Regions from separate parts of the Mus musculus genome. Here regions 1 and 3 are each linked to region 2. The links are chromatin loops, found by intact Hi-C in ENCODE. Cell type or tissue: left cerebral cortex. All regions are shown on one strand. Region 1 overlaps Tafa5 (TAFA chemokine like family member 5). Region 2 overlaps Gm35831 (a long non-coding RNA gene). Region 3 has its middle 91 kb from the start of 4930445N06Rik.

The links. Peaks named below come from ENCODE experiments on the same cell type or tissue, not always from the same donor. Only the 100,000 strongest peaks of a DNase experiment are listed, where the experiment ranks them.
Region 1: a loop joins it to region 2, with 6 times the contacts of the local background. A loop is called at or near these places in 4 of 42 quality-filtered maps.
Region 3: a loop joins it to region 2, with 4 times the contacts of the local background. A loop is called at or near these places in 2 of 42 quality-filtered maps.

What each region holds. Positions count from the first base shown.
Region 1 is chr15:87,624,454-87,626,953 of GRCm38, forward strand. The region is part of intron 1 of Tafa5 (TAFA chemokine like family member 5); the gene reads left to right. Among named protein-coding and RNA genes, the nearest start is that of Tafa5, 81 kb to the left of the region's middle. In left cerebral cortex, a CTCF peak has its summit at 1,374; DNase peaks (open chromatin) are centred at 442, 1,049 and 1,369; H3K4me3 peaks cover 2,342 bases; H3K27ac peaks cover 1,092 bases.
Region 2 is chr15:88,467,881-88,470,380 of GRCm38, forward strand. All of the region lies in intron 1 of Gm35831 (a long non-coding RNA gene), which reads right to left. Among named protein-coding and RNA genes, the nearest start is that of Gm35831, 45 kb to the right of the region's middle. In left cerebral cortex, a CTCF peak has its summit at 1,163 (motif pointing left); DNase peaks (open chromatin) are centred at 415 and 1,148.
Region 3 is chr15:88,407,208-88,409,707 of GRCm38, forward strand. No RefSeq gene overlaps it. Among named protein-coding and RNA genes, the nearest start is that of 4930445N06Rik, 91 kb to the left of the region's middle. In left cerebral cortex, no CTCF peak of the experiment used is centred here; DNase peaks (open chromatin) are centred at 1,312, 1,650 and 2,120.

The DNA.
Region 1 (2,500 bases), 840 kb before region 2:
GCAGCGTCCCGCGGGCGGCGAGGCGCGCAGCGTCTCCGGCCCCACCTGTCGGCGCGGCCACCCTCAGCGTCGCCCCCGGCGTCCCCAGCCAGCGCGGGCGGCTCGCGGCAGCGCTGGGCCCGGCCTCGTCCGGGCTGCGGCGGCGGAGGCGCGCTCTCCCGGCTGGGCGCGGAGGCCCGCACCGTCCCGGGCGAGGGGACCAGCCCAGCGGCTCCGGGCCGTGCAAGTTGGACTGCGGCGGACTCGGCCGGGCCGCTCGGGCCCCGGCGGCGGCGATGGTGCTGCGGCTCCTCGAGCGGCGCGCAGCCCCGGCCCTGAAGCTGCCTCTGCGCGGCGGTGGCAGCGGCGGCGGAGCGGCCCCCTAAGCCCCCCGCCGGAGCCAGAGCGGGCAGCGGCGGCGGCGGAGCCGGAGAAGGCGGCGGCAGCGGCAACAGAGCAGTGGAGGAAGGCGACGCCGATCTCTGGCGCGGGGCGACAGGCGACCAGAGCCGGGGCCGCGCCGGACCCCCAACCCGCCGGGCCGTTGCGCAATCCGCGGCCGGTCTGGGCCCTGCTGGCGGCGCGGCTCCGGGGGCGGCGGCGGGGCTGATTCATGGGGCCGCGGCGGCCAGTCCCCCGCTCCCGGGCCCCCGGCGCCCCGCAGCGCGCGATGGTGGCCGAGTGGCCGGAGCGGCGGCCGCCGCGGCCCGAGACTTTCTGCTAACCTCCCCGCCCCCGCCCGCCCCCTCCCCGGCGCCCTCCCCCGCGCCGTCCCCTCCCCCTGCCCAAAAGACACAGATCGCCTCCCGGAGTGGCGCCTCCAGTCGCGGCGGAGCGCGGCGTTGGCGGCGGATGGAGGGCGCGATCGGGCGGCCAAAGCGGCTGCACCCAGCGGGGCGCTGATGCGGCTCCTGGACCTTCGCTGCGCGACTTCGGGGGCGTCGGCCGAGTTGGCACTCCGCGATGCAGCTCCTGAAGGCGCTCTGGGCACTCGCAGGGGCCGCGCTCTGCTGCTTCCTCGTCCTGGTGATTCACGCGCAGTTCCTCAAAGAAGGTAATTGTCCCCGGCGCGCGCGGTACCCTACACTGCTCGCGGCGGCCCCTGCGCGTGATACTGTTTCCAGCACCTTCCAGCGCTGCCAGCGAGGTGGGCCGAGGCTCTGCGGGGCCAGAGTGGCCGATGGCGCGAGCCTTCCCAGAGCCCAACGCTGGATCTGCCGCCCCTCGGTGCCTCTGGGCTCATGGTCGGCGCGGATTAGGTGCGAGCCCGGGCGTGCTGGGGCCTGGCTAGCTCCGGTGTAGTACTGGAGCCCAGGCTTAAGCCCAGGCTGCAGTTGCCATCCCCTGCCCCGCAAGGCTCGGTGGCAGTTGCGCCTACCCGCATGCCATGGACCCTCGGTAGGTGGCACCAGCGCTCCACTTTGGTAGCCTGGCTGAAGCCAGTACTGAGCAGGCCAGGACTGAATGGATTGGGGGCTGGGGATGCAAAGGTTGTCAAGGGGTGAGGACTGGGGAAAACTGCACCCTGTCCCATGCTGCTTTACAGATCAGGTCGGGTACCCACCAGACTTTAGGCTAGGTGGGCAGATTTTTTTATTGCCAGAATGCCTAGAACTTGAGACCACTCAAGTTCTGGGTTCCTTTGCCCTCCTGGCTCCTTCCGGATTGCAGGATTGTCCCATCCAGTTCTCGAGACTTTGCTAAGACTTGTGTAGTACACATTGGACTCTGTGGTCACAGCGGCCCTTTGGGATTCTTTCCATTGGCTTGTTTGGTGTGCCTTGGTAGGCAACAAATAGTGGGCACTCTGAAACTTCTTGCCCTTTATAGTCTTGGTGTCTCTGGGCTCAGCCTGCTCTGGTGGGCACCAACTGTAGGTGGTCCTAGTACCCTTGCACTGGCCATGCCCCTATTGGCTAGCCTTCCCCTAGGTCAGTAGAAAACACTGAGCCCTGGAAAGTACTGGTGCAGATTCCTACAGCTGTTCTCACTACCTCCAGGTTTCTAAGGATGAAGGGGTTGATATTCTATAGCCTCCCTGCCTAATTAGTGATCTCCTGTAGGCTGGGAGCTACCTGGATCCTGGAAGCATTCTGGCCTGCTATACATTGTTAGATCGTTCTCCCTTGATTTCAAGTGCTACTTTGAAGAAAGTAGCTGGTTTTGCTGTAGGTAGGTGAGCCTGCTCATCTGGAGCTTACAGGCTCTTCTTGGAGTTGGAGGCCAGTCTTAGCCTCAAGCTTAGGTCACCTACTTCATGAGTGAGTGGTTCTGCCATGGGCTGGGGTCCCTGCTATTGAGATAACTTTCCGTGCAAACATGAGTCGTTTCCTTCAGCCCCCAAACCCACCCCCAGGGCTGTCCTCAAGTTGGTATTATCTGCTAGACAGCTGTGTGTGTGTGTGTGTGTGTGTGTGTGTGTGTGTGTGTGTGTGTGTGTGTTTGGGGGGAGGGCTGTGGAGAAGACCACATGGTGACATGGTGTGCCACAGACCCCAGGACGTGGGGTCCTTATACGTTG
Region 2 (2,500 bases):
TGGTACCTTGAGATGCATTTGTTACCAGTACACAGGCCCCCTGCTTTGAAGCCACCCCACCCAACCCTGTTCTGACTACCTGCCTCCCAAAGGAAGCACCTCCTCTGCCCAAGGAAACCATCCCGGAGTTGGAAGAACCAGTGTGTGTCGAGAAAGAGTTGCTCTGTGGCAACATCAGGACCACAAAGCAGGAGAAATGTTCTCTCTCCAGCAGAAAGCTTCATCCCAACCCCTACCTAGTCAAACCCCCAGATGCCCAGGGCAGCACCCAGGCCCGCGGAACAGTTGATTTTCATTCTTTAAAACTCCTCTGCACTGAGCTCAGTTAATTACAAAACTAGTTCGCACTTGTGATTTTGGTTTGCAGCCACCTCCGCACCGAGTAATTAGACTGTGGCATTCAGGAGCGGTGGAGCGTGACCCGGCTCAGTCTGGTGAGGCTGCTGACAAGCTCTGCCAGGCCCAAGCTTGAGCTCAGCCTGAGGCCCTACCACATTTAAGCCTGGAAGGCGTTACAGGGAACAGAGCTCCACAAATTAATTAGCAATTAAAAACTTTATTTACAAAATCAATCCGTGGGTACACGCCTTGTTAAAATGCTAACTATTATTTCCAGGCGACTTTTAAATAAGAAATGAACAGAGATGCTAGAGGTTGACAGTGTGCCATGCGAGAACATCTTCAAAAACAATTTGCTGAATATTAATGAACTGAAAATGTCATTTCTGGTCCAATTACTAGAAGTAATTAGTTTTTTTAATTATGGAGGAAGTAGAATTTTAATAAGGTCAATTTTACAATTACAGTTTAAAAAATACTAATTGTATTGTCATCACATCTTATATAATAAATGACATTAACTTGCTAACATCTGTTGATTTTCATGTAAATAAAGCAAAAAAATATCATGGCATTGGGATCCTCGAGGAGTGACAATTTAATGAGAGAAAGTCTAGGCACAGGAGGACAGGGGGACACTAATGGCTCCCAGGAGGTGATCTGGAGGCATCCCCAAAGACCTGACTGAAGGCAGCCCTGGAGACAGGAACTCCACCAGGCATTTTACACTTCACCACAAGCACAAGGCTTTGCAAAGCCCAGCCTCAGATAACTAGAGGGTGGAAAGGACTGTGGGATCCTGCTGTGACACTGTCTCCCCCTGCTGGGGACAGTGTGAGCCTGGCAGTACAAGAATACCCATCACCAAGCTCAATGCTCAACCCCTCCACCGCCCTTCCTGTCCAACCCACTTTCCCAGATCCCCACTGTGGCTTCCTGTCACAACTGCAGGTCCCTTGGACCACCGCCTCCCCTTGCTGACTGATCACTGACCCTCCTACAGTTCTTCCTGCGTTCAGGAGTCTCACCCAAATGGTTCACAGAGCCTGTTGGCTCCATGGCAATACCTGTGCAGGTATGCCTTACTCGAAGCTACCTACAACTGACACCCTATTGATGACCAAAGTTCAAGGCCCTGTCTTCTTGGACATGGTTGAATGTCGAGAAGTATATGTGCTAAGCTAATCCTCAGAGTTAGCTATTGGGGGTATAGAAACTGGGTCCAACCATAGTGTTTGGAGATGGGGCTTTCAGGGATGTGGATAAAGCCAGCAGAGTGGAGTTCATGCATATATCTTGGAAGCTTTATGAGACGGGAGAGGGGAACCACAGGACTCTGCGTGTGATGCCCTGTGGCTTCTCTGGACTCGACTGGAAAGAAGCCAGAGCCTTAGTCAAAACAAGCCTTTAACCCTTTGTAACTTATTCCGTCTGTGGTATTGGGTTGCTAGAGCAGACTGCAGAGTAGTATACAAGTGCTGGCAATGGTCCTGACAGAGTGCTACACTACTCTATTAAATGCCACCATCAGTAACACTGTATTATATCCCATAGCAACAACAAAAAATACAGTAAACAAAGCATCTTTAGCATTCACTGTGCACCCAGCTGTCAGGGCTTCTCATACACACTTTAGGGCCCTGTGGATGCTCCAAGGGTTCACACAAAGAGACAGCACACAACTAACACAGTTTGGAATGCTCTTGCAAAGGCAGCGCCTGCCCTTCACGTGCCAGCAGGCGCCAGCCACTCACGTGTCTCTCCTTACCTGCAGTGTCGCACTGGGCAGGTGGACTTTGAGGGCAGAGGGAACGGAAGCAAAGAGGACCCAGTGGGATCGGCTTGGTTCAAGGAGAGTATTGGGTTGGGTATGTCTGGGGCTGCTGCCCTCACAGAGCTGTGAAGAGCAGACACTGAGGCTGGCAAGGGAACCGCCCAGGGAGCCCTGACCATCTCCAATTCTAACAGCTGAGGGAGATGGGCTCCACTGCAGTTCTTCACTTGGCTGAATACTGTGTGGCCTGAGTGTTCTGTAGACATGAGAGTCCAGGCGTGGCCCAGGGTTGTCCCTGGCCCCGTCCACGAATCCTCATTCCACACAGCCACATGGGGGAAAGTGAACACACCTCTGGCTGACCTTGAATCCTGTTGGACCCCTGGC
Region 3 (2,500 bases), 61 kb before region 2:
AGGAAGAGGAAGGCAAAGCAGAACCTTCTTCCTGTGCTGTTCAGCAGATGTGACCCCTCTGTTCATGCCTTTCAGTCCTCCAAGAGAGCTCTGAATTGAGTGCTGGCATAAATGCCCTAGAGCATACATGTCTGAGCTACTGTTCTCTGGGTCCAGCAAGGCCTTCTTGTTAATGCGTGCAATAATAAGTTGCTGAGAATCTACTCCATTGCCTGGCTTAGGGACAGGGTAAGGGTAGGGACAGAGATGCTACCTTAGAACCCACAGTGGTAGACAGCAGAGACACAGGCTCTACAGTCTCCTAGGGGAACAGCATCAGCTCTAGACTTGATGGCCTCATGACATAATGGCACCAGGGTCCACAGCAGCTTTCCTGCAGTGATGACAGTCCCAGCACCTGGGGCTGTGGTGACTTCCCCATAATCACATTTGTGCTGTCTAGAATCTCTCAGAAGCCTAACTTCCGAGTCCCGAGCACTCCCTACACAGTGTTTAGGCGCCTCTGTTACCTTCCCCCACTCGGGTGAACTGTGCCCATGAAGAACGAGAGGCCAATGCTTTTGCTGACATTTAAAAGACCTACACCACCACCCTTAATTGCAGTATCCTTTTTCTAAGGTTTAATTTAGTGTGTGTGTGTGTGTGTGTGTGTGTGTGTGTGTGTGTGTGTCTCTGTTGTGTGTGTTATGTGCCTGTATTGTGTATGTGTGTATATGTGCCTGTATTATGCATGTGTATGTGTGTATATGTGCCTGTATTATGTATGTGTGTGTATGTGCCTGTATTATGCATGTGTATGTATATATACCTGCCTCTATTGTGTGTTACATGCCAGTGTTGTGTGAGTGTGTACATGCCTATGTTATGCATGTATGTGTATGTGAGCTGCATGCATGCGTGCATGAACATGTAGTGTGTGTGTGTGTGTGTGTGTGTGTGTGTGTGTGTGTGTGTACATGCATGTGTAGTTGAGTATCCTTGGATATCAGAAGAGAGCATCAGATCACATGAAGTTGGAGATACAGGTCAGAATGTATGAGGGGTGGGAACCAAGTCCCAGTCTCTGCAAGGGCTCCTAAGTGGTAAACTATCTATCTAGCCTCCAGGTTATATCCTTCTGTTTGCTCCCGACTTGAATATTTTCTACCCAGTTTCTCTGCTTCCCAAGAAGTCTCTCGATTTTTTTGGAACAGGATAGAGGTGCACATTTCGGTTGCCCTAACTACAATTTACTGATATCTGCAGATGCTATGACTACTCGCCCTTCCAAAACACTCATCACCACCTCCCCCATCAAAGCCTGACACAAATTATCCATCACAATTAGAGTCAGACTGCCAGCCAACCCAACTCATCAGTTGGAAATACCGAGGAACGTTCCAAGCATTCTCTAGTGTTTTTGTGGTGTCCGTTTTTGTGGGTCAGGCTTAGAGAACACAGTTCCCACATTGGCTCTGATGTTCCTTCTTGCACGCAGATGGGGACCCCTTCCCAGAACCCTCAGGCCAGAGGACCCGCTGCTCTGATGGAAGTATAGCCCTGGCCAGTGCCGCTCCACCTGGCTCGCTTCTCTGTCTCCACAAGGACAATGCTGTTTTTATTTCAGCTCCTCTGAATTCTACCCACATTGCCAAAACAGAGTGCGAGGAACAAGAGGGAGAGAGGGAAAAAAAATAACCTCTTTTTAAGCAAATGAGGCTGCAGGGCCTTGGGAACCTGCCAGCCCCTTTCGACGAGGGGTTGTTCTGTCAGACTTCTCAGCAAGGAAGAAACAAGGAAATTAGTGTGTACTTTAATCGGAGACTAAAATTAGCCATCTTGGAAAACAAATCTCTGATAAATACAAGCAGGATTTATGGCTAAAATTACAGGCGGCGCAGATGGCATTTGATAGCGCCTCATCTCGGGGGGTGGGGGGGCAGCATCCCTTTCTCAGAAGATCGTCAGCATTGTGGCTACCAGGCTTGCACAGGGTGTCTTCAACCACGCCGTACCTACAGTCAGCAACCAATGGGCTGGAAGATGTCAGCATCACCACCGTGCCCTGCAAAGGTCATTCCAGCCAGCCCTGTAGTCTTTGGGTTGGTTCCTAGTTCCCTTTGCTATGAGAAAATCTTTTCTGATTTCCAGAGGTTCCTGTAAGGGAGTGCCATAGGACTTGCAGCATCTCCTTGCTCTCAACGCAGCAGAACTTGCTGTTTGCTGTTGGTGGATAACGCACCCCACCCACCTTCACACAGCCCCGCAGTCCTCCTTGCCACCACTTCTGACCATCTCTGGCCACTGTTTTGAGTGTAAACCTTGAATGGTTTCATGTCCAGGAGGAATCTTGATGCAACAGGCAAAACTCCCTGGCAAACATTTCCGGGTTGGCCTGGGCTCCCACCGTGGTTAACATTGACTGGCAGCTTAGCAGGAGCTAGACTCACCTAAGAGACAAACCTCTCAGCATGTCTATGAGGGAGTTTCTAGAATAGATTAACTGAGGTGGGAAGACCCA